Linked DNA regions of Homo sapiens: all the other regions are linked to region 1. Evidence: chromatin loops called from intact Hi-C (ENCODE). Cell type or tissue: psoas muscle. All regions are shown on one strand. Region 1 overlaps TDRD7 (tudor domain containing 7). Region 2 holds the start of XPA (XPA, DNA damage recognition and repair factor). Region 3 overlaps TMOD1 (tropomodulin 1). Region 4 overlaps XPA (XPA, DNA damage recognition and repair factor). Region 5 overlaps TSTD2 (thiosulfate sulfurtransferase like domain containing 2). Region 6 has its middle 21 kb from the start of TRMO.

The links. A loop is a pair of places that touch in the nucleus more often than their neighbours do. Peaks named below come from ENCODE experiments on the same cell type or tissue, not always from the same donor. Only the 100,000 strongest peaks of a DNase experiment are listed, where the experiment ranks them.
Region 2: a loop joins it to region 1, with 2.4 times the contacts of the local background. A loop is called at or near these places in 4 of 110 quality-filtered maps.
Region 3: a loop joins it to region 1, with 4 times the contacts of the local background. A loop is called at or near these places in 104 of 110 quality-filtered maps.
Region 4: it touches region 1 in a loop (2.5-fold over the local background); 3 of 110 quality-filtered maps call a loop at or near these places.
Region 5: it touches region 1 in a loop (11-fold over the local background); 97 of 110 quality-filtered maps call a loop at or near these places.
Region 6: a loop joins it to region 1, with 3.0 times the contacts of the local background. A loop is called at or near these places in 11 of 110 quality-filtered maps.

What each region holds. Positions count from the first base shown.
Region 1 is chr9:97,465,929-97,470,928 of GRCh38, reverse strand. TDRD7 (tudor domain containing 7) reads right to left here. Exons shown (of 17, transcript NM_014290.3): 9 at 260-371. Among named protein-coding and RNA genes, the nearest start is that of TMOD1, 33 kb to the left of the region's middle. RefSeq lists an enhancer at 2,245-2,304. In psoas muscle, CTCF peaks have their summits at 658 and 2,150 (motif pointing left); a DNase peak (open chromatin) is centred at 2,148; H3K27ac peaks cover 1,647 bases.
Region 2 is chr9:97,695,176-97,700,175 of GRCh38, reverse strand. XPA (XPA, DNA damage recognition and repair factor) reads left to right here and starts at 2,836. Exons shown (of 6, transcript NM_000380.4): 1 at 2,836-3,055. The coding sequence starts at 2,884. PTCSC2 (papillary thyroid carcinoma susceptibility candidate 2) reads left to right here. Exons shown (of 11, transcript NR_147055.1): 11 at 105-551. It also overlaps the pseudogene KRT18P13. RefSeq lists a silencer at 2,675-2,774 and enhancers at 3,325-3,374, 3,385-3,444. In psoas muscle, no CTCF peak of the experiment used is centred here; DNase peaks (open chromatin) are centred at 1,065 and 2,805; H3K4me3 peaks cover 2,826 bases; H3K27ac peaks cover 2,900 bases.
Region 3 is chr9:97,598,978-97,603,977 of GRCh38, reverse strand. TMOD1 (tropomodulin 1) reads right to left here. Exons shown (of 10, transcript NM_003275.4): 10 at 2,235-4,344. The coding sequence ends at 4,280. TSTD2 (thiosulfate sulfurtransferase like domain containing 2) reads left to right here. Exons shown (of 10, transcript NM_139246.5): 10 at 1,211-3,898. The coding sequence ends at 1,509. Among named protein-coding and RNA genes, the nearest start is that of TSTD2, 32 kb to the left of the region's middle. In psoas muscle, no CTCF peak of the experiment used is centred here; a DNase peak (open chromatin) is centred at 2,657; H3K4me3 peaks cover 540 bases; H3K27ac peaks cover 4,919 bases.
Region 4 is chr9:97,682,906-97,687,905 of GRCh38, reverse strand. XPA (XPA, DNA damage recognition and repair factor) reads left to right here. Exons shown (of 6, transcript NM_000380.4): 4 at 645-810; 5 at 2,866-2,983. Among named protein-coding and RNA genes, the nearest start is that of XPA, 12 kb to the left of the region's middle. In psoas muscle, no CTCF peak of the experiment used is centred here; no DNase peak of the experiment used is centred here.
Region 5 is chr9:97,613,386-97,618,385 of GRCh38, reverse strand. It overlaps TSTD2 (thiosulfate sulfurtransferase like domain containing 2), which reads left to right. Exons shown (of 10, transcript NM_139246.5): 4 at 509-629. Among named protein-coding and RNA genes, the nearest start is that of TSTD2, 17 kb to the left of the region's middle. In psoas muscle, a CTCF peak has its summit at 2,701 (motif pointing right); no DNase peak of the experiment used is centred here; H3K27ac peaks cover 249 bases.
Region 6 is chr9:97,899,046-97,904,045 of GRCh38, reverse strand. It overlaps a transcript of TRMO not described here. Among named protein-coding and RNA genes, the nearest start is that of TRMO, 21 kb to the left of the region's middle. In psoas muscle, a CTCF peak has its summit at 2,864 (motif pointing right); no DNase peak of the experiment used is centred here.

The DNA.
Region 1 (5,000 bases):
GAACAAGAAAAATCCCTTTAAGATGGCTGAAATTTTTATAAGAAATTATAATACGTTTTTATATATAACACAAAATATAAAAACATAACATTTTTATAATGGTATCTTATAAAGAATACATTCGACATGAATTTAAACCTTTCAAGAAGTAACACATTATAACATGAGATACTTAGTCCATTTTAGGATTCAACTATCCAAATGTACAGTGGTAATAGCCTATTGAAATGGAGAGAGTTTTTTAAAAAGTTCCTCTTACCTGCAAGCTTACATTTTGTAGCTTGAAATGAGAGTGAACAAAACTTCGGGTTTAATTTGTATGCTTTGCTTTTTTCAACATTTTCACTAAAACCATAGTCAACATAGCATACCTAATGATTAAAAACACAGAATGTTTAGTTCTTTATCCTCTCTTTAAAAAATTCATTTGATACACTTAATTGGCTCAATCTTATTCCATGATCAGCAAGCTGAGTGGCAGAGTGGCACCTGGAAAAAGCTGGGGAGGTGCCCCTGACTTACCACAGAAGAGAAAGGCTGGAGCTGAGACCAAGGAAACCAGGGGTCCTAGTTCCAGGTCCCAGTCTTCTACCTCACCCTACCCCTTCAATGGGAAGAACAAGACTGCTCAGCCCTGCCACCTTGCTGTCGCCAGTCTTTCAGCAGCCTATCTACCTGGTTCTGCCAACTCTGCTCCCCTCCCCTTTGGTGCTTTCATTAATATCATAATGCCTATATCAGCTTATTCTTTTTTGAGTTACACATTTCCACCCGTTCCCTGGACAGCAGTATTTGTTTCTATGGCAGGCATCATCCTTGTGGTATTTATCAGATTCTAAATCCCCAAAGCAGCATTTGTGATGGCTATTCTCAGCTACTGTGCTTCCAGGGACCGAGATGCTTCATCAATGACAACAATGGTATCACTGCTGAACAACATGGAATTCTAAACTAAAAAACAGGCGTACCTATTTTTTTCAAGGGTGTGAAGCTGGGTTAGGTCTTCTTTCAGCTCAGCAAAAGGCCCTAAGTCTGCTGAACAGAGGTCTGTGTTTGCAGAAACCTGAACAACTTTTCCTCACCATTAGCACAGACTGTTAAGAGCCTGGATATTATTTTTAAGAATATTTATAGAATCTTCAGTTTAAAAGGATTATATAAACACAAAGCCTTTTTTTGAGAAAAATAAAAATCTAGAAACATTAAGCTATGGTTTAGAATAACTAAGAATCTAAGGGAAATGTTGAAAACCTAATATGCATCTCTAATTAAAGGAGATGATGGTTATTGAAAGAAACAAAGCAAACAAAACAACAAACACCAGGGCAAAGTCTTGGCCTTAATACCAAGTAACATGAGGTAGGTTCCTTTCACTGCCTCCCTGAAAATAAAGTCCACAGGCCAGCTTCTTAGTACCTAGATTATGGTACTAAACACACGAAACAAAAACCCTTCCCAGCAGAGAATCTAAGGGAAAAAAGCAGAAGACACCACTAACTCCTTTCCTTGGCCATGTGATAAGCGGGCCTGTGGGGCCTGTCTACCTTGTATCAGAAAGACCATCTCTTAGAATCCACATCTGACTCAACACTGACTTAGGCCTAGATCGCTGGTAGGGCTGCATGTCAGGCAGCTGGCCATTTAAGTGCACAAGTCTATTTCTCCAATCCTAAATTAGCACCTGCTTTTGCTTCTCATAGGCCTCAGGAGTCAGGCAGCTTTCATTTCCTTTAATAGCTATCACCACCTACAACTTAGATTCTGTTCTTCCCAGGCCCAAAATGGAGGTAACGTGGTCTGACAATAGGACATAGCATGTGAAATCATGACTCCTGGGAAATTCAGAATGTATTCTTAGCACAAGAACAGATTAAAGAATAACTGCTCCAAAGCCTCAAAAGAAAGTGTTTCTGAACTGTTTGTAGCTTCTTTTCTTGTTTTTAATCATACATGTTTGTATGGCAACTGCAGTTTATAAAACACTTGTCCATGCATTGGCCAGTGTGACTCTCACCACACTCTGCTCTGTGTCCTTTGCTCTGTGAGGGCTCAGTAGTCTCTCTCTCTCTAATGTCCTGGGATCAGGGCCAGTAGTCACATAATCTGGCATAAGGCCCCAGTCCATTCCTGGTTCTCTGGCACCATCAAGTGGCCAAAGGTCTCCCAGCACTACCTATCACCCAGCAGACTCCCCTGGGATGTGGGCCTGGGTCAGGCCAAACTGGCACCAGCCTCAGCGGGTGACCACATCTCCTGTTTCTCCTACTCACCAAGGATCTGACAGGGAAAGCAAGGAAGGAATCAGTACTTACCACCAGACAAAGTTCAATTCAAGCGAAGCAAGACTGGTGCTAAGTAGCTGGGGTTTCTCCAAATAAAGGGAGAAATCATCTCTGTCAGCTTCAAGGGGATGTGGGGAACAAGTTCAGGCCCGGATTGCTACAATCACCGCTGTCCCAAGAGCTTGCTACTGCACAAAATACCGAGCTACCTTTTTTATTCTTCACATCCAGCCCATAATTCTCAGCAGCAATGACGAGGCTGGTCACTCCCTTCTTTATGAGACGCTTTCTTTTTCTGGCTTCTGTGACACCACTCTCTTGGTTTTTCTTCTTTGGCCATCTTTACAGGCTTTTCTGCTCCCCTTATGCCTCCATGTAAATACTGAAGGGTTTCAGGACCTGGGCCCAGGCCCCTCCTCCTCTCTACGTGTATTCTCTCTCTAGGGGATCTCATCTTGTCCTGTGATTTCACATAGCACCTATATGCTGATGCCTCCCAACCTGACACATCTCCAGTCCTAACTGCTCCCTGAGCTCCAAATTCATCCATGTGACATCTGATAGCTATTCTCAAACCTAGCAGGTCCTATGAAATTCTCAATTGTTCTCCACAATGGTTTTTCTCTCTGACTTCCCAATTTCAACAAATGGCACCAATATCTAGTCAATTGCTCAAGCCCCAAACCCAGTAGCTTATCTTGAATCTTCTCTTTTGCTTACCATCCACTTCCAACAGGTCAGTGTCCTGTCAGTTCTACCTCCAAATATATCCTGAATCTCTTCCACTACCTCCATCTTCACTAATCCAGGTTACAAGGTAGCTGGCTATTACAACAGCCACCTAACCAGTATTACTTTCCTTCTGTGCCCTACTATAATACAATCCATTCCCCCACAACAGTCCCAGAATGATTTCTGAAGCATCTAAATGAGATCACATCACTCTGCCTATCTCTTGCTTCAGAGTTATTTTCTATCATAGTTATTTCCTTTATTGGTTATTTCCTTCATTGTACTAAAATTGTTTTGTGTGTTTACTGTATGCTTGTCATCTCTCTCTTCTCACTAGAATGTAAGCTTCTTGAGAAGAAGGACTTGTATGTTTTGTTCTTGGCTCCAGTAAAAAGTGAAAAAGTGTATCAGGTATATACAACACGATGGGAGTGTTTGAATTTACAGATAAGCAATCAGGGAAGTTAAATAACTTTCCTAAGGCCACACAGCTAGAAATGGCAAAGCTGAGACTCAGTTCTATCTGACACGAGAGCCTGAATTCCCAAAGTAGAAGGAGGGAGGGAGGAAAGAAAGTGACTGCCCTATAGACTTCAGACTGGGAGATATCCTTGTGGAATAGCTGCATTATTTATTGTAAATATTGTTACACTGTTAATGTGTCATTAGGATTTACGTATGATTCTTCTCTTCATAAGAAATCTCTGTGCCTCAAAATAGCTTAGCTTTTGTTGAACTTCCTAAGGGCCGGGGGAGTGAAATGGCCAGGAAACAGAAGTTTATCTAGGAACGTTTAGGGATAGTTATCTCCTATCAACTAGAGACCCAGAGGAATGGAGGGACTTGACCAAAGGCACACACCCAAATACAGGCAGACTCAGGACTAGTGCCCAAGCCCTGTGTTCTCCTTTGGTCCAGTGACCATTGTGGTCCTTAGCTTCTTCCAGGTTTCAAACTTTATCCAAGTATAATTTACACTGAATAAAAGATACCTGTTTACAATACAGTTTGATGGGCTTTGATCAATGTATACATCCATATAATCATCACCATAATCAACATATAGACCATTTACACCACCCCAAAAAGTCTCCTTTTGCCCTTTGCAATTAGCCCCCCTCCACCTCCTGTCCCAGGCAACCACTGATCTGATTTCTATCACTGCAGATGAATTTTACCTGCTCTTAGACATCATTTACATGAAATTATACATTACTCTCTTGTGCCTGGCTTCTTTTGCTCAGCACAAAATCTGTGAGGTTTGTCCATGAAACTATTTATATCAGTAGTTAATTCCTTTGTATTGTTAACAGTGTTCTACTACATGAATAAACTATAATTTGTTTTTATGATCCACCTGTTGGTGAACATTTGGGCTGTGTCCAGTTTGGGGCTATTAATAATAATACTGCAACACACATGTATGTACAAGACACCTTGTGGGCCTTAGGGGTCATATGGTTAAGTGTTCGTAAGAAACTGGCAAACTATTTTCCAATTTTCAGATTTTTAAAGTCAGTCAAATTACTTAAAATTTGTGCCTCTGTAGATTCAGCTGGGGAGTTTCCTAAATGCCTCTGCAAATGGGAAAGGGTGGCTGGGTGGTTGGGTGAGCTTACTTCTGGAGAGGGTCAGGGCCTCTCCTATTGAGCAACCTGCTAAGAAACAGCAGTATCCCTTTCTGACCTCCTAACTCCCACTTGTAGCTAGGGTTCAGTGGCCAGTAACTGATGGACTTAAGCCTGTGTTCAGGGACTGGTCATTTGCACTCAGTGACACATACAGGATTACTGGCTGGCGGCTGATAGTGGCACATGGAATAAGGTTTTGTATTATGGAACAGAGGCTGCAGAAATAGAAACATATTTCCCTGCTTGCAAAATCTAGAGAAAACCAAAAGATCTTAGATACATTCCCCTCACAGTCCAAGAGCGCTCTGTATAAATACAAGGGACTATAGAAGTGGGGAACTAGGGTCACCCTTCT
Region 2 (5,000 bases), 230 kb before region 1:
GTCCCGAGACTGGGGGCATCTACCTCCATGGTCAACCCAGAGCTGGCAATCTAGGCTTGTAGGCCTTTTGTAATGCCCAACCTCATTTTTCCTTTTTCACCTAGGCTTGTTTCCACCTGAACAGACTCTCCCTTAGCTAAGAGAACCAGACAAACTCCATCTTGGCTCTTTCACTGGCAGCCCCTTCCTCAAGGACTTAACTTGTGCAAGCTGACTCCCAGCACATCCAAGAATGCAATTAACTGATAAGATACTGTGGCAAGCTATATCCACAGTCCCCAAGAATTCATCTGTTTGATAACGCCCAAAGCCCTGCATCTATAACCTTGTAATAGTCTTAAAGCCCCTGCATCTGGAACTGTTTACTTTCCTGTAACCATTTATCCTTTTAACTTTTTGACTACTTAACTTCTGTAAAATTGTTTTAACTAGACGACCCCCCCTTTCTAAACCAAGGTATAAAAGTTAATCAAGCCCCTTCCTCGGGGCCGAGAGAATTTTGAGCGTTAGCCGTCTCTCGGTCGCCGGCTAATAAAGGACTCTTAATTCATCTCAAAGTGTGGCGTTTTTTTAACTCGCTCGGGTACAACACTTTTACTTCCTCTTCGTGGTTCTTCTTCATGAAGAGCAGCTCCTCCTTGAGAGCTTCGATCTCTGTCTCCAGCTGCAGCCGAGTGACACTGGTGTCATCAGTGACCTCCGGAGCCCATGGATGTGGCTCTCCACAGACTGGCGCATGGCCAGCTCTGTCTCATACTTGACTCTAAAGTCATCAGCAGCAAGACCAGCATTGTCAATCTGCAGAACAATGCAGGCATTGTCCACAGTATTTGTGAAGATCTGAGTCCTCAGGCCCTCAATGGTCTTGAAGTAATGGCTCATCTCTGACCTGGGGTCCCTTCTTCTACAGGTGCTCCTGGATTTTACTCTCCAGCTTCCAGTTCTTGGCCTCCAGGCTCCTCATTCTGTCCAGGTAGGAGGCCAGGCAGTTGTTCAGGTTTTGCACGGTCTCCTTCTTGTTCTGGATGCCTCTCATTCCTGCCAGACCCCTGGCCATCCCCGCGGCCAGGCCCCCGGAACCCATGCTGCTCAGGTAGCTGGTGGAGCGGGACATGGAGATCCGGGAACCAGAGCCCCCGTGCCTGTACAGACGCTGGCTATGCTGCTGACCAGCCGGACACCGTAGCTGGGTGCCTGGACAGAACCCAGGGACCGGTAGTTGGTGGAGAAGGTGGAGCGAGTGGTGAAGCTTATGCTGTCCAGGGAGGAGAGTGAGAGGACAGGACTCAGGCTTTGCCGACGACTTTAATTTTTTTTTGAGACAAGATGTTATTGTGTTGCCCAGGCTGGAGTGTAGTGGTGCCATCACAGCTCACTGCAGCCTTGACCTCCTGAGATGGGTTCTTGTTACATTGCCCAGGTTGGTCTTGAACTCCTGGTCTCAAGCAATCCTCCTGTGTTGGCCTCCCAAAGGGCTGGGATTACAGACATGAGCCACTGCACCTTGCCAATTATTATTATTTTTTAATAGTGACAGGGTCTCACTGTGTTGCCTCAGCTTGTCTTGAACTCATGACCTCAAGTCATCCTCCTGCCTTGGCCTCCCAAACTGTTGAGATTACAGGTGTGAACCACTGTGCCCAGCCTAGTTTTTAATTTTAATGAAGTCCAGCTTTTTTTCTTTTGTTGCTTGTGCTTTTGATGTTATGGAATTTGAAATAGTTTCACCTGGGCAAGATTGATGGGTAGGGAGAAAGAAGGATCTGAGGGGAAGGGAGATGGGGATGGCTTGAGATTCTATCTCCAATTCAACCTAAGATTTCAGCAGGTAACTGCTTTATACGAGGTTTTGCAGCTTTATGTATATATGACCGATAAATTAGAACACTGAATTGTGTTTCTGAAAGGTTAACCATTGAACATTAGTGGGAAACATCAGTGTGTGAGGTTGTCTTTCTAAAAGCCAGTCCTAAATGGTACATGTAGTAATTAGAAGTTAATGTTTTCTGGTTTCAATTAAGCATTATTTGTAACAAAGGGAAAGCATACATTTTTGGGAAAGCCTGCTATGTTTCTTTTGTTACACTAGCCACACTTTTGGGAAGTCAGGATATTTGGCCCAGATCCAAACCCACTGTCTACCTGGCAGTAGCTCATCCTCACTGAAGGAATATTCCATGGGAAAGATAGCCAACCTTATGCATATCAGCCTTGGAGCAAGTCCTGCATTTGCCTGAGGTCACACAGCAAGTTAACTGGGAGTTTCAACCCAGGTCTTCTCATTTTAAATCTAAGGCTGTGTCTCTAGGCCGTGTATCCAACATAAAATCAGGACTATCATCTGTTGGGCTCTATGACTGGCACTACTACTACTCACTGTTACCATTTTTTGAGGTCTTCTACGTGCCAGGTTATTGTCCTGGCAATCTAATCCTCCCAAAGACTCGGTAAATGGTTCCATAATTATCCTCATTTTACCACTGAAGAAACTGAACTCTGGTTAAATAACTTGCCCAAGGTCACACAGACTTTAACTGTCAAGAGCTCAGACTTAACCCAGGCCTGACTCCAAAGCCTATACTCTGAATCACCAAGCGAGACCTATTTTAAAGGTGACCAGGTCGTGAGATATGATCTCAGCACGGACCCTTCTCCCGGATGACAAGAGAGCAGGTAGTTAGGCGGGTACTCCGTGTCCGCGCATACCCAGACTCCGCCCAGCGCCCGGGCAGGCCACCCCGAGCCCCTTAACTGCGCAGGCGCTCTCACTCAGAAAGGCCGCTGGGTGCGGGGAGCGCAGAGGCGGTGCAGGGCGGCTGGCTCGCCTCGGCGTGCAGTGCGCGTGCGTGGAGCTGGGAGCTAGGTCCTCGGAGTGGGCCAGAGATGGCGGCGGCCGACGGGGCTTTGCCGGAGGCGGCGGCTTTAGAGCAACCCGCGGAGCTGCCTGCCTCGGTGCGGGCGAGTATCGAGCGGAAGCGGCAGCGGGCACTGATGCTGCGCCAGGCCCGGCTGGCTGCCCGGCCCTACTCGGCGACGGCGGCTGCGGCTACTGGAGGTTTGGGCCGCGTCCGCGCTTTCCCCTTCCCTCTCCCCGCCTCCCCGGTCCCCAGACTGGCTCGTGCAAGCCGAGTCCCGGGGCCCGGGGGTCGCGTCAACTCCGCTGGCGTATGTGTGCAGATTCTCCCCGAGTCGGAGAGGGAATCCGCCCAGCCAGCCGCCTTGTCAAAGCGTCCTGTCCACGACCACAGAGCGTTCCTCTGTCGCACGCGGGCCTCCTGACCCCCAGCCCCGGGCCTTCTTCGCTGCACCTCGGCTGCTGGCAGCTTCGATTTTTCGTTTAGGGATGCAGCCGCCCCGGCCGGGAGGTGTCAGCCACTGCCAGGTGTCAGGGCCTCAGCTGTCCCGGAAAGAGGAGTTAGACTAGTTCTTGATTCTGGCCTCTATACCTAGAACTAGTTGATGGAAGAGGCAGATCTTGGTGTTTGTTAGGGAGAGCTTTCAACAATTAGAGTTGCCAAAAGTGCAATGGATTGCTTCTCATGAGCTTCCCGTTACTAGAAGCGCTCAAATAGGAACTGGAAGAACGCTTACTTATGTGGAGGAGAGGAGATTCAGCAATCAGAATCTCCTACTCAGCAATCAGAAGAAGGGACTGGATAGTAAACCTTTAAGATTCTAATCCATAGATTCCATGAGTCTATTTCTTGGACATGTGACCTCTGCGATTTCTTGGCAAAAACTAGTTGCTCAAAACGTGTTTATTGATTGAAGTAAATTAAGGACTGATCTCTCATTGCAGATTATTCTCTTATAGAATTTGCCACTGGGGTCAACTAATAATCTTTAACAGGATACTTAAAATATAGTTTGGTTGACAGGCAGTTCTTCAGGGCTGCCTCTATAACATGAAGTACATGTGTTCCTAAAGCTCTATACTGCCCTTTGTCGAGCACAGTTTAGAGCTGTATTACTCTTTTTTATCAGCCAGATGTAGTGAGAGTGAGAAGAGTCTGAGGCTGGCAGCATGTCTTGATGTTCATACTAACACCGAAACTGCAAATTCCAGCTACTTTTGATGGTACTGGTCTCATCCTTTCTACTTTATAGTGGTTACCTTTTATTCCTTTCTAAACTTGAGGCACGCTAGAGTCAGACAGAAAGTTCATTTGCACTGATTAATTCATAGTCATGATTCCATAAAGGTTTCCAGGTCTACGACATGGCTGTGGAACGGAAGGTGCAAAATAGCAAAAACTGACATTAAATTAAACTTTTGATCATGGAAAGCAAGGTAGAATGAACATTCTTTAAGATTTCTTAGGCAGTTCCCCAAGAACTGAACTGTATTGTAGCATTGTGTACAACCCACCATGTTTCAAGAGTTAGGTAAGTGCTGAGATTTTTATCTTTGTGACACTTTTATTTCATGGTACTATACAATTTTCTTTTTCTCTGTGTGCCATGACATATGCCATGAAAGACTGAAAAAACTTGCTTAGAATACGAAGAGTGGTGCTAAGGTCCTGGGGAAACAGCAAGGCATAGCAGCAGAGAGAAATCGGACTTTGTTTTGGGCATGAGTTAGCATTGTTTAGGATCCTGCTCAAGTCATGGGCTCGACTACTCCAGCTTTCCCTCTTCTTAATTCTCATTGTGTTTACTGTCATTCCATTCATTTACTTTGCTATTTATATTACATATTCTGGTAGGTTCATTCATTTCTATCCATCCAGTTGGTACTCATGGAATGTTTACTATTTGTCAGAAGTATACAAGTAAAGGCACTCAGTCTAATGAAGGGATACAGAGAGATGAACAGGCATTATAGTGTGAGAATTGCTGTTAACAGTGGAAACAAGTTTATAATCTAATCCTTTCATTTAATAGAGGGAGAAATTGAGGCCAGAGAAGGGGAGTGACTGTAGCAGAATAAAACATATTAATCTGTCTTAATAAATGGAGGTGTAACATACTGTAAAATGTACTCATCTGAATTTTAC
Region 3 (5,000 bases), 130 kb before region 1:
GGCTCATGCCTGTAATCCCATCACTTTTGGAGGCCAAGGTAGGAGGATCACTTGAGCCCTGGAGTTTGAGACCAGTCTGGGCAACATAGCTCACTATGTCTCTACAAAAACTTTTTTAAATTAGCTGAGCATGGTGGTGTGTACCAGATACTCAGGAGGCTGAGGCAGGAGGATTGCTTGAGCCCGGGAGGTTGAGGTTGCAGTGAGTTTAAATCATGCCACTGTACTCCAGCCTGGGTGACACAGCAAGACCCTGTCTCAAAAAAGTTTTTCTAGGCCAGGATCTATAGTCTTCACCAGACTACCAAGTAAATCCGTAGCACACATGATTTTAGGAACTCATAGCTCTCTGTGGACCCAGGTGGCATGCACATTTGAGTAAGATTTGCGTTTGATTGTCCTCTCCTACTTTCTTGGTCTTATTTTCATTTTAGTGGTTTTGAGTTGTCTCTTATTGATCACTACTTCGATCTGTTTTGGAGCTAGATGGAGTATAAATTCTAAACAAGTAGAAAGAGTAGATTTGATTTTACAGAGGTTATATTGGCTGGACTCGATGGGTACCTGCGTGTGAGTATGAAGGAGAGAGGGAAGGCTCAGAGGTAGCTTAGATAAGCAAGGTAAGGAAAAGTGAGGAAGAATGATGTTATCAATAGTAACAGGAGGTCATCAGGGAAAAACAGGTGAAGAAGATGGTGTGAGTTTTAGGAATCAGATGGTCAAGTGCCCTAGCAACAGCAGGAGAGACACAGGCCTCGGGGAGAGGGGTGTGGACTGCGCATGTTCACTGTAGGTGGGTTATCGCCTGTATTTAGGTGTGTTGTCCCCCCTGGAAAAGGGAACAATCAAAGAGGAAAAGACCACTTAACAAGGGGGTTGGGAGGTAGTTGGCCAGCTTTGGAATAGCTGGTGAGAGAGAGAAACTTTCATTACCATCTAGTTACCACCTGTTCTCTAGATGGGAAAAAGAAAAAAAAAGTCAGTAAATACTGGAAGCAGACAGTTACCAGAAGTCACCCCCACAAAAAAATAAGCTGGGTGGTGGGGGTGGTGGTTAGTTGTTGTTGCTAGAAGACAGAAGACTTACTATTTGGAAACCTTCCCCGGGTTCCACAGGATCTACGAGATTCTAGTCAGCAAAGGGAGCAATGCCTGTCCACGTGTGTGTGAATGTATGTGTTTATAATGATGGCTTTTCCTTCCTCCCCAGAGTGTTCATACTGTGGAGCCCGCTGGGACCAGTATAAACTCTGCTCTACTCCCCAGTGCCGCCAGCTCGTTTTGACCTGCCCTGCCTGTCAAGGACAAGGATTCACAGCCTGTTGTGTCACATGTCAAGACAAGGGGAGCAGGAAAGTTTCAGGCCCTATGCAAGACAGCTTTAAAGAGGAATGCGAGTGCACAGCCCGACGGCCACGCATACCTAGGGAACTCTTGCAGCATGTGCGACAGCCTGTGAGCCCAGAGCCAGGGCCTGATGCTGATGAGGATGGGCCAGTGCTTATGTGAGCAGCACCTTTGGCATTTTCCCAGGCCCTCGGTAAAAGTAGGTTTGGGGTGACTATACAGAGAAAGCATGGCAAGACTGCAGAAACAGAGAAATCGGGAACTTCAGTTCTGGCCGCTGCCACCGTGGCAGCCGTCTACACTTCACAGCGGGAGGGGAGGAGTCACGTTGTCTACCACTTACCTGAGACATTCTGATTTGGATGATGCTAGAGCACAGAAAATAGGTGAGCTGCATGGGATCCCAAAGCTGCTGAGGGATAGAGCCTGAGCCTGGTGGCCACAGCATATGCCCTTTCTGTTCCATGCAGCTGGGGCTGTTAGTAGTCATTGCCCTTGTCAGCAGACCTTCTACCCTGGTGGCAAACACATGAAAGCTGTGGCCCTGGGAGTGGCCTCCTAAAACAAGCCACTTAGGTCATCTGCCATCTACCCTTAACCTCTGTCTCTCGCCTGAGGGGAATCTGCAAGCTGTGCATTGGGCTTACCTCCTGCTTTTGTAGAAATAACCATCCTTTGGTATACATGGAGGATAGTTCCAGAACGCCTGAGTATACAAAAACCCAATGCATACTCAAGTCCCACAGTGGGCCCTACAGAACCCACGTATGTGATAAATCAGCCCTCCATGTACGCAGGTTTCGCCCCCTGCCAATACTGTATTTTCAACCTGTATGGTTGAAAAAAATCCATATATAAGTGCAGCCATGCAGTTCAAACCCATATTGTTCAAGGGTCAACTGTATAGTTTATTGAACAGCCACACCCATTCCTTTACACATGATCTATGGCAGAGTTGAATAGTTGCAACAGACACTATGTGGCCTGCAAAATCGGAAATTTTTACTGTCTGGCCTTTTACAGAAAAGTTTGCCAGCCCCTGATCTAGACCAGCAGCTCATCTGATAGAGGCAGAGGTGGCCTTAAAGATGTGGCCTTCTTCATTTTCTGTTGGTTTGGTTTCGTTTCTATGAGAGATTTCCTCTGATAGCTCTGCTTTCCCCAGCACTTACTCTCTGAGCTTTTAAATGTTCTCTCTGGGAGCTTCATATAAGCTCGGTGACATTTGAGCCACAGTTTTTAGATCAGCACCTGGAATACATGACACATTCTTACTGAGGTCATCCAGCACTGCCATGGTGGCTGCCCAGTCTTCTGGCCAGTGTGCCAGGCACATGTCCCTGTCACACAGGTTCCAAGAAACACATACGCAGCCATGCATAGACCAACAGATTTAATATTATATTGCAGTTTTCAGCGATGCAGAATGCAGCTGCAATTGTGTTTTAAGGAGAAGCCAAATGGGGATGGTTGTCCCTGCAACATGGTGCCACTCCTGGGCCATGTGCAGCCTCAGTGGACACTCTTCCATAGCGCTGAGGCCCTGGCCCCGCCTCCAGTTACCCTGTACTGCCCACTGCCTTACAGTTCAGTGCGCAGGCCTTCACCTTTTCATCACCAGCCTCTCTGCTCAGTGCTCTGGAGTTCTTGACCTTGTCCTTTATCATGAGATTTGCTGAAATCACTAATGAAAATAACTCCCAAAAGCAACAAACAAAAATATTAGTTTAACTGGCACTGTGGTATATTAAAAGGCACAAGGGCATTGTGGCTTAACACTTTTGCTGGATCCCAAGAGACGCACATGATGTTAAAAAGAGATCTGGCAGCAGTACTAATACTACATTTCAGTGTAATCATCTTGGGGTGGTTTGGCCAGGATTTCCCAATTCCTTGATATCTGGAGTTTCTTCACCATTGTCCGGCATCCTGCGGAGGCTTAATATACAGGCGTAAGGTCAGCAGCAATTTGTCTAATAAGTGATGAGATCAGTAGCTGAAGTCTCTAAGCTGGGCCATTACTAAATACCATAGCCATGTTGATCTGGAAATTTATCCCTCTAGTGTCTTACCTCACATAAGCCATTTGCCCACTGTGCAATATAGAAAGGTGTTTTCAAAAGTATTTGGCCGTAGATTTTCACATCCATCATAAGGTTGGCATTCAATAAGGAAAAAGTTCTAACTCCAGTATTAAATTGTACATAAATCCCAAATGTTCTTAAAGAACACTCAGGGACATGTTTGTTGCCTGGGATTGGTAATGAAAGGTTGGTTTTTGAAACTTGAAATTTCACCATTGGTTTTTTTCCTATCATTTCTGCATATCCAGCAAAAGGAATCTCATGTTGACTCCTGGCAGAGTTCAGTGGCTTCAGTCTGTCTATCTGTTCTGAGGGGAAAATTGTGTTCTGGATCCAGTAATCAATTTGGCAACTTTAATCGAGGTTTTCAAAATTCCAAGGAGGGTTAATAAAGAATGATAATCAGTTTTATTTGCTAATAGCTAAGACAAATTTGTAATAAAGTGTTTTATAATACTTCAAAAGCATGTGGAAGAGTGTGCCGTTTCTGTGTCACACATTTTAAATGCACTTGAAACACCACACAGCAAGGCCATTGAAACTGGGCTCCTGGGGCTAAGTCGCTGCTGCTGGAACATCATCTTCAGTAAGATCTGCTGGTTTGGGGGCTTCTAGTTTTTAAATAATAACCAGATTCAACTTCTGTGACTAAAGAAAAACTTCACATTAACGGTATTTTATAAAATTTTCAACTACAACCACTAGTCAACCTAAAACCTTAGTGCATAAAGAACTGAACCACAAAAGGGTTTCATGCTGCCAGCATTTTGCCTTCTGGTTTCCCCTGCAGAGCACAGGTCATCAATAGAACACATCCAGTTCAAAGGCATGGACTCCACCGCCACACACTAGACACCACTCCGGCACTTGGGAATGATGGGCCCAGTCAGGTCCGCAAGCCTCCTCTTCCTCACTGGAAAGGAATGGAGATAAGATATAAGGCACTTTTCCCTGTAGACCAGGGGCCAGCACTGTTGCTGAGAAAGCACTGTGAAACCTCGCACTAATTGGTTTGTTAACAGAGTCTGAAGTCTGTTGTTTTGAAAGGACAGTATGTGTGAGTTGTACAACAGCCCTCCAGTCTGTCAGTGTTCATTGATGAGGGTCTGTGGTAGTGGAGATTCATTCATAGATATCTGCTAAGTGGCTGACCACACAGTCCCACGTTATAAGTCGGCTATTTTCTTTGCTTACAGAAGCTCCAGTTGAAGATCTTTACTCCGGTGTTCAGATAAGAGTTAAAAGTTTAGTCAGTCTTCTTAATGAGATTAGGGTCTTAACCAGGTGGAAACATTTCCCCCAGCTATGTCTGGGAGCTCCTGGCCTACCTCCTGCCTATATAAACGAGAGTTTCCACCCGAAAGATTACCCTGCAGTATCTGTATCCCCTTATGTTTAACCTTGCCATTTTCCCCGGGGGCAAGACAGTTATGCTCAACACTGTTCAAGTGACAAAGTAGTTAAATGCCATGAAGAGGAAAGCACTAGCCAGGAGGTTGCAGGCTGGAGACGTTAGCTTAAAGGATGATGAGGATGCAGGGAGGGGCAGGAGGGGCTCTGTTTGTTGTA
Region 4 (5,000 bases), 220 kb before region 1:
TTCATTCGCTGGCTATGTCTCCACTCTCCTGTGTGTATTAATTCCAAACCTGTTTGGCTCTAGGTTCACCATATCCTGAATTCATCGGCATCTCATCCTCTCCCACTGCTGCCTTAGTCTAGGCCACCATCAGCTCTTGCCTGGACCACCGCAGTAGTGTTCTAACTGGTCTCTCCCCCATTACCCCTTTCGCACCCCTAGGGTCTCCTTTTCATATAGTATTTTGCTCAAAACCTTCTAGTGGTTTCTAACCATTGTCTTCACCATTGCTTGCAAGGTCCTGACTGTCTCTGACTGTATCTCCCACCACTCCTCACCATCGCTTACTTCAGGTCTTCTAGTTACACTGGTCCTCTTGCTGTAAGCTCTCTTTGCAAAATACACCCCTGCCCTAGAGCCTTTTCCCTTGCTGTTCCCTTTGCTAGGAATGTTTTTTTCTCTAGATAATGTAACTTACCAGAATAAGTAAAAGATAAAGTATTTTTCTGTTAGAATTCTTATGTTGCTAATTTAACCATGAGAGTTGCAGGAAAAAGTATTTTATATGTCCTTTTTGCTGTGTGTGCCCCTAAGTTGCTGGGCTATTTGCAAACTTAGCTTATTTAAAATAACTAATTTATATAATGGACTTAATCTGTTTTCAGAGATGCTGATGATAAACACAAGCTTATAACCAAAACAGAGGCAAAACAAGAATATCTTCTGAAAGACTGTGATTTAGAAAAAAGAGAGCCACCTCTTAAATTTATTGTGAAGAAGAATCCACATCATTCACAATGGGGTGATATGAAACTCTACTTAAAGTTACAGGTCTCTAATAAGTTGTATTTATTATTTTTCACTCTGGTAAATTCTTAATAACAAACTAGTCATAATTGGTTTGGCTTTTGCTTACAGAGTGTGGAAAAACTCTTTTCCCTAGTTTTGCATATGCTTCACAGTCATGTATAATGACATTTAATAACATGTTTTCTCATTTTGCTTTTTTCTTTTCTTTTTTCAAACAATAAGGTCTCACTCTGTCACTCAGGCTGGAGTGCAGTGGTGAGATCATGGCTCACTGCAGCCTTGACCTCCCGGGCTCAGGTAATCCTTCCACCTCAGCCTTCTGAGTAGCACCTGGCTAGTTTTTTGTATTTTTTGTAGAGATGGGGTTTTACCATATTGCCCAGGCTGGTCTCGAACTCCAGGGCTCAAGTGATCCTCCTGCTTTGGCCTCGCAAAGTGCTGGGATTACAGGCATGAGCCGCCACGCCTGGCCTCATTTTGCTTCTAATATGGCACTTTGAAAGAAACCTGTTGCTATTGGGTGATGTTAAGAGTACAATTTGGAAACTAAAAAAGGTTGGAATGGGAGTCAGGCCCTGTTTCCTTACCCTCTTTCACCTCCATCTCCCACCAAAAAAGAAATATTTTAAAAAAAGAAAAATTTCAAGAATTTCATAAATACCTAAAATCTAACTCTACCCATCTGGAATGCTAGCGAGTGTCCATATAGCTCTATAATCTCAGAGCAGATCGTCTCAACTCCACTTGCTGCAGATGGGTTATAGGTGTGCCAAGACGGTGATCCACTTAGTGGCTAGGACTGCTAGTGCCCAGGCCAGTTTCTTTGAGTCACAAGCAGCCTCTTGTATCTACCTCAGAGTGGTACAAATATTGTAATATTCTTTTTGTGCTGTTAGCTTAAAATATTGGGAGGCATTGCTTTAGAGCACAGTTTGAATATATACTATACTAGAAAATCCCATATCTCCAAATAAAATTAAGAAGCCATATTGTAAAACAAAACGTGTACTGAATTTCATTAAATACTAAGATTCTGTTGATTAGAACATTCACTATTGTTTTATGTACCATTAAATATTTTTAAATGCCGCTGATTAAAATCAACATATGCTTTCTTATCACTTGATGCTTTTTATACTTGGTGAAATAGTGCCATTAGACTTTATTATAGTTTGTCATATATCACGACTTTTGCACACATAAAAGGGAAAATGCAAGTGCAAAAGACTTATGAAGGTATTCCTAAACTTTACATTCAGAGTCCAATTCTTCTGCACCACTTTTTGACTCACAGTTGTTAAAGTACCATTAAGTGCATTGGTGATGCAGCATTTTCAGGGATGTTAAATTGCGGAAAACGTGATGTCTCAGAATATACGAAATATGAGTGTATCACTTGATTATGTTAAATTTGAGTTTGGCTATGCTGATTAATATTATGGTCCTTTTAACATATTGTGAGAGGTATCCTGAGCATAATTCTTAGTGTGTAAATTCTCTTAAAATCTAAGTAAATACTATAAAGAGTAAAGGTATATAATGTAAAGTTTTAAAAGTAGAATGAAGACTTTTTACATCATCTTGGTACCAAAATTAAAAAAAAATATATCCTGCAGATCAGAAGTCAAGTCGATAGAGACAATTATTGATCTTGAAGGAGATGAGTAGTAGTAATTGGTAATTTCCTGCGGTTGGAGATTTTTGGAGATGACCTCATATTTAGGTCTGATGTGGCTAATCTGTCAACAAACTGTTTCTTTGGTGAGCCCACCACAGTTGATCAAACTCACTGACCACGTGTACTTTTGATTCCTGTGACAATACAGTCAGAGGACAACTTTTCTATTTATAATCTAATTCAGCATACGTTTACTGACAGTTTCATAGGTTTAGATAGATGTTTTATTAGAGTTGTTTCTGATCATTAATATTTAAAATCTTTAAATTTCTAATAAGTATTTATAAATTTATACTTGAGTTAGATCATTCTTTGGTACCTTTGGATTTGACAGTTATAACTATAATATTTCGCAAGTCTGAATCACAACTTATTTAAATATGGATTTTGTGTTGTAGATTGTGAAGAGGTCTCTTGAAGTTTGGGGTAGTCAAGAAGCATTAGAAGAAGCAAAGGAAGTCCGACAGGAAAACCGAGAAAAAATGAAACAGAAGAAATTTGATAAAAAAGTAAAAGGTAGATGGCCACATTTTATATCGTGAAGGATTGTGTTTTACCATTTTGCAAAAAGCCTTTAGCTAGATTCTTCCTGTTTAATGTCACCAATAGATTGGAATGTGTTTTTTAGAGGTTGAAAAAAATGACTTACAGTTTGCCCTCAGTATGTTGGTCTTCAAGGCACTAAGCTCAAACCTCACAGTACGACATTTCTGAAAAGCATGTACGTCATCATCTTAAAGTGAATCATGTTTTTATATAGGAACAATGTGAGGATCAGGAGTGGTATCACTGGTCAAGGATTTGGCATCAATTAAATCTTAAGTATGATCAACAGGTGTGTTATAAAAAACACACCTACCAACAATCCCCTCTAATTGCTTAAAATGAAAAGCCATGCCCTAAGTCTTAGTCATCTAATTCAGCAGCTAGAAGGAACTTTTATTTTATATATGACCAAAAGACCCAGAAAGGTGGAGTGACTTGTTATGTAGATAGTTATTGGCAGAGTTGGGACTGGAAGCAGGGTTTTTTGACTGAAAGTCTCCATGAAGTAGTCATTTCTCTATCCATGCATCTGTCTTTGCATGCATTCCCTTGTCCATCTATCGCTGCATTAATTTGTCCCTGTTATCCATCCAGGTATGTATGTCTGTTAAGTCTGTCTGTATGTTCATCCATCCATCCATCCATCAATACATCCAGTATTTACTAAGTGTCAGCTATGTGCCAGGCACTGTGCTAACATAAATTCTGGAGTCAGAGTTTGTCAGGAGAGAAACTTAAAATCGTGCAAGTGTGCTAGGTACCATGATAGTGATGAACGTGCGGTGCTGCAGGAGCACAGAGGTCACTTTGTGCTCTATCACAGAATCCCTAAAAGAGTCTTAAAAAAGGAAACATACATGTTCTTCATGCAGTAATTATGCAGAGTCCCATTGTAGTGTACAGTGTGTAGAGATAACACATACTTTATGTATATATTCGGTTTTATATATATACTAAATTAATTCATTGAAAGTGAACGTCCTATCCATATAATTTTGCTCATGTTTTTAGGATTCATAAGTGGTTTTGGAGAGTGAATAAGGTCAGATGTCTTAAAAACAAAAAAGCAAAACCAAAAATTGAATGTAAGCCTTCCTTGTTGTGAGGAACACAAGTTGTTGTAATCCTTCTCATTGTGAGGATTTGTTTTTCCTTTGTCATTACAAGTGTAATTCAGTTACAGTGCAGAAAAGAGAATTACAAAGAGCTCTTATTGCATGATTTTCCTACTCAGAGACAATCATCAGCAACATTTTAATTTTTGCTCTTCCTGTTCTTTTCTATCCTAAGATCCTTAAATTTTTTTTTAAAATAAAAATGGAAGCACTGTTTGACACGAAGTTAAGCAACTCCATGATCAACATCCTTATACACATCTTTTTATATAGTTACTTAGCAATTCCTGAATCACAAGGTAAGGCACACATTCATGGCTTTGTAGAGAGGTTTCCTGTAATAAGCTGTGCCATATAAGAGCATTTCATTAAAGAACCTTCCCAAAATTAGCCACTGCTGTATTGAGAGGATTTGGAAAGAGTTCTGATGAATTTGGCCCTTTAATCTTTTCAGTGCTTTACACCAGTCCTTCCTCTGTAGTAGCAAGGAGAACCCTGAAAGATAAAGTAGTGAAAAGGCATTTTAAGAGGTGCGAAAGGGAGGACAGAGTGATAGATTAGTTATATACTAGCCTAGGGTTTTTTGTTAACTCCAGCTACCTGAAATCACCTCAACTCTTACCTCTTTGCTGCCTCCTTAAACCATTTCCAGGTGGTATTTTGGTGCAGATAATAATACATGGATAAAATAATAAGTATTAATTAAAAACCTGTATCTGCAAAGTGATGAAATATTTTTTAAAACGAGGGCTGTCTGTACTTTCTTAGATACTAATTCTGTAATTTGGTCAGTGTCATCTAATGGTAACTAAATTCCTGTAATTTGACAAACAGATTGAAAGATGATGGCATCCATTTCATCACATGCTTTT
Region 5 (5,000 bases), 150 kb before region 1:
GAAGACTGGCGTTTAGGTCCTTACTATCACTTTCTGGCTGTCTGACTTGGGAGGAATTGGCCTCAATTTATTCAGCTGTTAAATGGGGATAATAATAACCTGCATCATAGAAAGAGGGTTATAAGAATAAATGGAAGTGAAACTTTTTTGTATGATGATTCATACAGATACTGCTTTATGTGAGAGGATAGGCCAGAATGGAACCAAATTTCTAACTTTTCTATGAATTGGAGTTACTAATACCTGTCTCTTGGATGTGACCATTAAATGAGGGATCAAAGTAAACTCACTTTTTGTAAAGTAAGTTCAGTGCAGATACTGTCTTCTGTAGAGCAAATATAAAAAGAAGTTGCTTCTCATTTCAGGAGGAGAACAATCATCACAGCAAAGACAGGCATGAGTGTCCTCATCTTAGCCTTCCCTCAGACTGCCTGGGTGTATTTTATGAATTGTGACTTCTTTATGCCAGCGACTCAAATGCTCTTTGCCTTGGATTTTCATTTTATAGTGGCCAGGGCAGTGAAGAAGGGGAGGTGCTCCTTTATTACTGCTACCATGACCTGGAGGATCCCCAATGGATCTGTGCCTGGCAGACAGCTCTGTGTCAGCACCTGCACCTCACAGGCAAGGTAACACCTTCTCCTATATTCCTTCCTTCACTGGGTCCATCTTGCCTGCCAACCTTGGATTGCAAATGCTGTGCTCATTATAAAAAAGATTCACTGTTGAGTTCTTAAAAGTTAGGGAAATTCTGCTGAGCATTTAAGTAGAATATTAGGCAGCCATTAACATGGTATTTTATAAGAATATTTACTGGCATAAACCAGGAGTCAGCAAACTTTTTCTTGAAGAACCAGATAGTAGATAATTTTAGGTGTTGCACAAAAAACTATTCAGTTTTGTTATAGCATGAGAGCAACTATAGATAATAATGTAAAAGAATTGGATGGCTGTGTTTGAATAAAACTATATGCAAAAGCAAGGATAATATGCCGACCCTGGTATAGGGAAATGTTTGTGATATATTAATTGGAAAAACATTTTATAGAACATAGAGGTGTGATTCCAAGTTGCTTCTTAATTTTCTGGAACCTGCCAGGGTCATTTACCAGCTCAGGGTATTGACATTTGCTGTTTCCTTCCTCTCTAGAGTGCTCTTCCCTGCACCTTCACATGGCGCATACCCCACTTCAGATCTCGGCTCACATATTGTCTCCTTAGAGCTGCAGTCTGAAGTAGTCCTCTCCAGATCTCATCACATTCTATCCCTTTCTGCTTTTCAAAGGATTTATTACTATCTGAAAGTATAATCTTCATTTATAAGCTTCATGAGGACAGTAACTTTGGTCTTAATTGATGTATTCTCAGTGCTGGAACAGAGCTTAGCATGTAGTAGACCCTCAGTAGATATTTGGAGAATATAGAATGAAGGAATGAATGCATGTTCATGACAAAACCAGAAGTGCATGTATAAACATGGAAGGTTGTGTATACCAAAATGTTAGTAAGGATTATCTAGGCATGTAGGATTATCGATGGTTTTTATTTTCCTAAAATATTCTCTGATTACATTATACACATGCATATGTCTATGTATTTTATATGATTTTCAAAATTTAAATCGAAAGGAAGTGAACTAGTTTCCCCCAAAACCCCCTCTGGTTATGACACTGTGCTGCCTTGTTTCATCTTTCCCAACATATGACCCAGGTCTGAATTGATCAGTGATATTTTTCACATCCATGTTTTCCAACAGATAATGACTTCATTTACCTCATTCAGTTCATCACCAAGGCCTGCCATTTCCACCTCTTCAAATATTCCTTAATTCCGTTCCCTTCTCTCTTCCACACTCACCACTTTAGACCAAACCACCACCCTCTCTTACCCAGTCCATTCAGTAGCTTTCAAATTACTCTTCAGCTTGCCATCCCTGCCTGCCACTTAATCCATTCTCCACACAGCCATAATGATCCTAAAAGGTGAATCAAATCACATCACTCCCTCCTCAAACTCTTTCAGTGGCTGCCACTTCTGGTGCATATGGAGGAAATCCAGTGCCTTAAAAATGCCCTTAGGTTCCTGCGTGAGTTGGCCCCTTCTTACCTTTTCCTCTCGTCTGATACTGTTCTTTGCTCATTATACTCCAGCAACATGGTCTTTCAGTTTTTTGGAACCCACCGAGTTCTTTTCTCTCCTTGGGCCTTCTTACAAGCAAACTATCTTCAAGGAACTCTCCTACACCCACTCTGCTGCTCCAGTCTGATTTTTACTCAAGCTTAGTTTTCAATTTTCATGACACTTCCTCAAAGAGACCTTTCCTGTCAATCTAAATTCATTTTTCCCAGTGCACTCTCTCATGGCATCTTGTAATTGTTTTTCATAACATTTGTCCATTTGTAACTTTTATTTTAATATCTGTGACCTCCCATAGTCTGTAAGCTCCTAAAGGGGAAAAGCTATATTTTTTTCAAGCACTGTATCCCTAATTCCTAGCACAATTCCTGGTGTAAATAAATAAATAATATTTAATACTTTCATCACCATTCCTATTCAGAAAACTTCCACACCCTGAAAGATGGATACTCTCACAGTAAACCTGAATGTACAAGGTTTGAAAACAGCCTCTTGGTTTAGAGGCAGATCATTTTTCTTGGCCCAACCCAAGTGCTAAATTAGCAATGAGGGATCTTACCCACAAGGTGGCAGCACTTGCCTAGATCTTGGATATAAATTCCTAGGTGTCAAGGATACATGCCCAGTTTAATGAGAGTTTTGTGTTTGGAGATTTGGCAAAATATCAGTGCCTAAGTAGGGAAAGAGAAGAACCTGACAGTTGTAGAATTATGGGAAAAAAGCCTCTACTCTATTGCTGTGTATTCTTTATTGCCTCAAAAAATTTGAGGGGATACATTGAAGGCTTTGGAAAGGAAAAGTTATAAGATTGGGAGCTAGTAAGATCTGGTTTTGAATCCCAGATTTACCAGCTATCAGCTATACCACTGGGCAAGTTACTTGATTTCTCTGAGCTTTTGTTTCCTTTTCTGTAAAACGGGGATTATGATATCTGCCTTTCAGGATTATAATGTAATGCTTCTGTCTCATAGCAAGTGCTGAATAAATGCTAATGATTGTTCTTCTCAGTTTCTTACAAGGCCTTCCTCACTAAGGAGCTTTGAAGGATTTCTGTTAGAGAATCCTGGGGGTTCAAAGTCTAGTGCACGAGTTTAGAGCATGCTCTGCCCTAGCTATATAGGGAGCAGATGTGCTTGTCTTCTCTTTGGGTTCTGAGATTAAAATAAATTAGAAAAGAATCTACTAGCCTACCCCAAGAGAGGTACTTAGACATACATACTTCATCCTACCTGCTGTAGTCAGAAACTCTTTTGGAGTGGGTTTTCTGACTCTTACACTGATTGGGCTCTATTTTTCTATGTAGTCCACTATAAGTTGGTAGTGGGGACAGTAGCCTGTGTAGCAGAGATGTCACAGGCTTCCTGCTTCCCTCTCCCATGCCCAGAACTGGCTTCACTAGACTGCAGCACTGTTTCTCAAGGAGTCTGGATGTGACCCGGAATCTTTGTCATGGAACTCTGGAAAACATTTTACAGTACTATACGTAGAGGTGTGATTCCAAGCTTCTTAATTTTCTAGAACCTGCCAGGGTCATTTACCAGCTCAGGGTATTGACATTTGCTGTTTCCTTCCTCTCTAGAGTGCTCTTCCCTGCACCTTCACATGGCGCATACCCCACTTCAGATCTCGGCTCACATATTGTCTCCTTAGAGCTGCAGTCTGAAGTAGTCCTCTCCAGATCTTGTCACGTTCTATCCCTTTCTGCTTTTCAAAGAATTTATTACTATCTGAAAGTATAATCTTCATTTATAAGCTTCATGAGGACAGGAATTTTGGTCTTAATTGATGTATTCTCAGTGCTGGAACAGAGCTTAGCATGTAGTAGACCCTCAGTAGATATTTGGAGAATATAGAATGCATGTTCATGACAAAACCAGAAGTGCATGTATAAACATGGAAGGTTGTGTATACCAAAATGTTAGTAAGGATTATCTAGGCATGTAGGGTTATCGATGGTTTTTATTTTCCTAAAATATTCTCTGATCATATTACACACATGCATATGTTTGTGTCTTTTATGTTCTTTCAAAGTTTAAAATTATATACCACTTCCAATGAGTTGGCATTGGCTTGTGCCATGAATCTTGTTTTATATCCATACCCTAAAGAGTTGATCAGGTAGGGCTGGGTGCGATGGTTCATGCCTGTAATCCCAGCACTTTGGAAGGCCGAGGCAGGCAGGTCACAAGGTCAGGAGATTGAGACCATCCTGGCTAACACGGTGAAACCCCGTCTCTACTAAAAATATGAAAAATTAGCCGGGCGTGGTGGCGGGCACCTGTAGTCCCAGCTACTTGGGAGGCCGAGGCAGGAGAATGGTGTGAACCTGGGAGGCGGAGCTTGCAGTGAGCCGAGATTGCACCACTGCACTGCAGTCTGGGCGACACAGCGAGACTCTGTCTCAAAAAAAAAAAAAAAAAAAGAATTGATCAAGTGAGGCATCAACTGATGTGTCTTCTCTGGACCCTAAAAAAGGACAGCCATTAAAAATTTTCAAATTATGAAGTACTGGTATATATCAGTGTTATATGACTAGAACAATATAGGACCTTGAATTAAATCATCTCTTTTTCCAGACAGTGCCATGATGCCACATGTGCTGCCCTTGCTAGCACTTTTCTTTAGAGAGCTCAGTTCCCTTTAAAGATGATCCATCTTTAAACTCATCCACAGGATTTTGTAGTACGAAAACAACCAACTCTGCAGGGCCCCCAGAACACTGCCTCTTAAGGCTGGGGCTTTACCCCAGGCTCTAATGTCCCCTAACCAGGGGAGCATTTCAAAGAGAATATGGGACTTGAGATGCCAAAGAGCCCCAGATATGGATGCATATTCATTTATTCAACAAATCGTATTGAGTGCCT
Region 6 (5,000 bases), 430 kb before region 1:
CAGTGGCGTGATCTCGGCTCACTGCAATCTCTGCCTCCCAGGTTCGAGCAATTCTCCTGCCTCAGCCTCCTGAGTAGCTGGGATTACAGGCGTGCGCCACCATGCCTGGCTAATTTTTGTATTTTTAGTAGAGACCATGTTGGTCAGGCTGGTCTCGAATTCCTGACCTCGTGATCCACCCACCTCAGCCTCCCAAAGTGCTGGGATTACGGGTGTGAGCCACCGTGCCTGGCCTATAATTACTGTTTTTTAATATACTCACTTTGCAACTATTTATTGAGAACCTATGGGTTAGGTTTTGGTGATAAAATAAGATGACAAGATGTAGTTCTTGTTGCAATCATGGTTAATGGAAGAAGTAAGACATAAATAAATTATTGTATTATAGTTTTAGAAATACAGTAATTATACATGGATCCTCTGTAGTACCACATAGGAAACAGTTGTAAGAATGTATTGCCTATAGGTGATTTTAATGATGTGCTCCCAGATAACTGAGGATTTATGATCAACATAACCAAATTAGACACCTGTCAACATGATACATGCTTTCCTAATCATGATTGTAAATCTTAATAGCTGATCGAAATGAGCTGATTGAAATAGTCTTGAATAGTTTTGAAATGAGTTCTGCTGCCTGTGGATACTTGTGCAGAGTCATTTGTGGCTGATGACACTGTACTCCTAAACCAAACTGATTTGTAATTGCCTTTGATGTTACTTAGAACTTCTTGGGGAGGTATCTTTAATTTGATTTTTGGTTTTTGATTTTTTTTTTAGAGATGAGTCTCATGCTTTTGCCCAGGCTGGAGTGCAGTAGCCTGATCATAGCTCACTGCAGCCTTAACCTCCCAGGCTCAAGGGATCCTCCCACCTCACCTTCCTGAGTAGCTGGGTCTACAGGCTCATGCCACCATGCCCCACTATTTTTAAATTTTTTTGTAGAGACAAGGGTCTCGCCTCATTGCCCAGGCTGGTCTTGAACTCCTGGTACCAAGCAACCCTCCCTCCTCAGCCTCCCAAAGTGCTGGGATTACAGGCATGAGCCACTGTGCCTGGGCTAATTTGATTTTTTAAAGCTTTTTATTTTGAAATAATCAGAGGTTCACAGGAAATTGCAGAAATAGTAGAGGTCCTGTGTACCCTTCACCCAGCTTTTCATTTAACTTCTTCCAGTGGTTGGTTCCATCTTACATAACTATAGTAAACGTTAAAGGTAGGAAGTTGACACTGGTAGAGCCTACACTTTAGTTTGATTTTGTTGTTTTTTCTTTTGAAAAGTTATTTTGAAGCTTCATCAGGGCTTGAAGCACAAAATGTTTTGTTTAATATGTTAACAATGACTCTGGGGGATGGTAACCAACGGCCTTATAACAAGAGGACTATTAAATTGTTTGGGGTTTTATTATACAGTCTCAGGATTTTAGAGCTAAGAAGGATTTTAGGCTGGGCGCAGTGGCTCATGCCTGTAATCCCAGCACTCTGGGAGGCGGAGGCGGGTGGATCATTTGACGTCAGGAGTTCGTGATCAGCCTGGCCAACATGGTGAAACCCTACCTCTACTTAAAATACAAAAATTAGCTGGGTGGTAATGGCGCATGCCTGTAATCCCAGCTACTCGGGAGGCTAAGGCAGGAGAATCGCTTGAACCTGGGAGGCAGAGGTTGCAGTGAGCCGAGATCGTGCCACTGCACTCCAGCCTGGGCGACAGAGTGAGACCCTGTCTCAAAAAAAACCCACAAAAATAATAAAAAGGATGTTAAATATAATCTGGCTCAGTTTTCTGCCAGTTCCTGAGTCTCTTCAATGTTCCCACTATCTGGCCTTTCCAGGCCCTGCCTAAATGAGGTATATACCCCTGACCTGTGCAGCTTATTCTTTATGGGCAGTGCTCATTATTAAAACATTCTTCCTGAACGTGAGATCCACTCTGTCCTCCGACAGCTCTGCCCACTAGAGAGGCCACACAGGCTGGTTGCCCTCCCAAGTTAGCCTGTCATACCACCCCTTGGTCTTCCCTAGGCTGAGCACCCCCGTTTTCTTCAGCTGTTTCTCATAACATGATCTCAAGCCTCTTCTGAACCCCAGGCTTTCTTGAGTCTCCATATGAGCATTTGCCTCTGTGGGCACAACTTCAAGTGTCCTTTGTGAGGAAATGTGCATCTCTGGTTGGTGAACTTCCATCCCTCAGAGAGAAATAGAAGCACAAATTTGAAACAAGCTGTCTGTCTGTCTGTTTCTTTATGTCTTGGAAACTTTATTTATCCATCCAAGCTTTTTTTTTTTTTAGCCTTTGAGAGCAGGCAACCATCCAAGCTCATTCCACGAACCCAGAGAATTAAATATACCTGATTTGTAGCACAAAATAAATAAATGATAAAAGTTCCCTCAAACCTTCCATCAAGTGGTTTTAAAACTGTCATTGATTTTATGTCCGGAATTGAAGTTGTTTTGGTGCGTGCATGTACACACACGCATGTACACACACACACAAATACACACTAATCCTAAAAATGAGATGGAAATGAGCTACAAGAAAACTCAAAAGTGCCATAATTATGACTGTCAAAAATAGTGTTACAGCTCTAGGGTCGTTTTGTGTCCTATTTGTATCAAAATCACATTTGGTCCTTTATTAAGTGGGAGGTGAGTACATCAAGAGGAAGAGGTTGCTTGATTCTTGGTCCTTTAGATTTTTAAGACTCTTTGGCCAGAGTTTTGGAAAAGGGATTGTGTCAACAAGCAAAGTTGTGGTTTCAGGACTGCCTTAGAAACTTTTTCAAGAGAAGAAACAATTCTCTACTAGGCGTAAATGGCACCCACCTTAATTTTTAGCCTTTGCTTTTTGGTGCCTGTAGGGGGAGCCCTTGATAGCAGATTTTATTCCCATTTCACTGGCTTGGAGGAAAACACCAGGAGTTCAAGCTGTTTAGGTAATTTTGGCGTTTGGCCCACCTGCCCCAGCTTTAAAGAACAGTAACTTGTACAAGCAATGCTGACTGATGATTGTCAGTCACATGTGAGAAGAGATTAGAAAGATGAGTGGCATTTATTAATTTTTTCTTAAATTGTAAGCTTGGCTTCAGGGGTGGGATTGATTATTCCAGCATGTGGATCTGTGCACAACCAGGTGACTCATTAAGCCCATGAGCACACACGGACAAGGCATTGACTTTGTTTCTGTGTTTGTGACTTTTTTTCTTGGAGAGAAGAAAATGAAGTTGACGTGAATCAACCTCTTGTTGGTAGGGTTTTTAAAATGCTACAGTCCCAGAGAAAGCAAGAGAAGACTCAATAAAAATGAAAGCCTGCATCACTTACTGAACTTTTATCATGTCCTTGGAACTGGACTATGTGCTTTTCGTACATTGGGTGGAGGTTGAGTAACGTGCTCAAGCTGCTCGGCTGCACAGCTAGGATTCCAACCCACCAGTCTGGCCTGAGTCCTCTTCCTTCTCAGCCTGGCTCTACGCCTTAGCAAATCATGCTGGTTTATTGGAAGGTCAGCAGTTCCATATGATTCAGCACATGAGTCTTTGGCAGAATGAAGTCCATGGAAATCCAACCACTCGTGAAGAATGCACAGGGGAATAAGGGCAGAAACGCCCATTCCCACAGGATCTGCATGGAACCTCCTGGGAAGCAAGATGGGAAATACGAAGAGCACTGGGCTTGGCCTCAGAAACTTCAAGCGCTTTCTGCCCTGCCATGGGCTAGCTCGTGACCTCAGGCAAGTCACTGCACCCTGCCTCTAGCTCTGTGACCTTACAGAGTTGTTGCCAGGATAATGCTTGGGAAAGTGTCTTCTGAACTCTTCAATGACCTATAAACCTAGGTAATATTTTTATTGTGTTTCTCTTCATTGATAGCCTTTTTCTACCACTCTGTTCTGGCTTACCTGGCTAGATAAGCAGACTTCAGGGGGATCTAGGGGGTCCCTAAAATTCAATGTATGAATGGCTTCTGTTTTTGTTGTTTTGTTTTGTTTTTTGAGGCAGTCTTGCTCTATTGCCCAGGCTGGAGTGTAGTGGTGCAATCACGGCTCACTGCAGCCTTGACCTCCCAGGCTCAAGTGATCCTCCTGCCTCAGCCTCCTGAGTAACTGTTTGCCACCATGCCCAGCTAATTATTTTTTCTTTCTTTCTTTTTTTTGGAGACAGAGTCTCTCTCTGTTACCCAGGCTGGCGTGCAGTGGCTCAGTCATAGCTCACTACAACTTCTGCCCCTGGGCTCAAACTATCTTTTCACCTCAGCCTCTTGAGTAGTGGGGCTACAGGCGCACGCCACCATGCCCAGCTAGTTTTTGTAGTTTTTGTATTTTTTGTAGAGACAGGGTTTTGCCATGTTGCCCAGGCTGGTACCGAACTCCTGGCCTCAAGTGGTCTGCCTGCCTCGGCCTCCTAAAGTGCTGGGATTACAGGCGTGAGCCACCGTGCCTGGCCTGTCTTTTTAATTATAGAAATATTTTTTTAGGCTGGGCTCAAGAGGCTGAGGTGGGAGGATCATTTGACCTTGGGAGATGGAGGTTGCAGTGAGCTGAGATTGTGCCACTGCACTCCAGCCTGGGTGACAGAGCCAGATTCTGTCTCAAAATAAATAAATAAATAAATAAATACGTACATAAAAATTAAAATGACTATTTTTACCAAGCAATATGATGTTTTGCTAAGGGAAGTATCACAAAGTGCTCCTCCCTAAAGGATTCAGTTACCCCACAAAACATCTTCCCCCTCTCATCTGGGTTTCTTTTCTGGGGTTACACGTGCAGTACCGTGAACCACCTTCACTGCCCGGGCAGGCAGTCACCAGCTCACGGGTTTTTTTTAGTACGCTTTCTCTTCTACTTTCTTTCCTAATCCTAGCCCTGGTATTGCAGGAAAATCTCTGCATTTCATTTATGAGAAAATAGGCCGGGTGCGGTGGCTCATGCCTGTAATCCCAGCACTTTGGGAGGCCGAGGCGGGCGGATCACGAGGTCGGGAGATCGAGACCATCCTGGC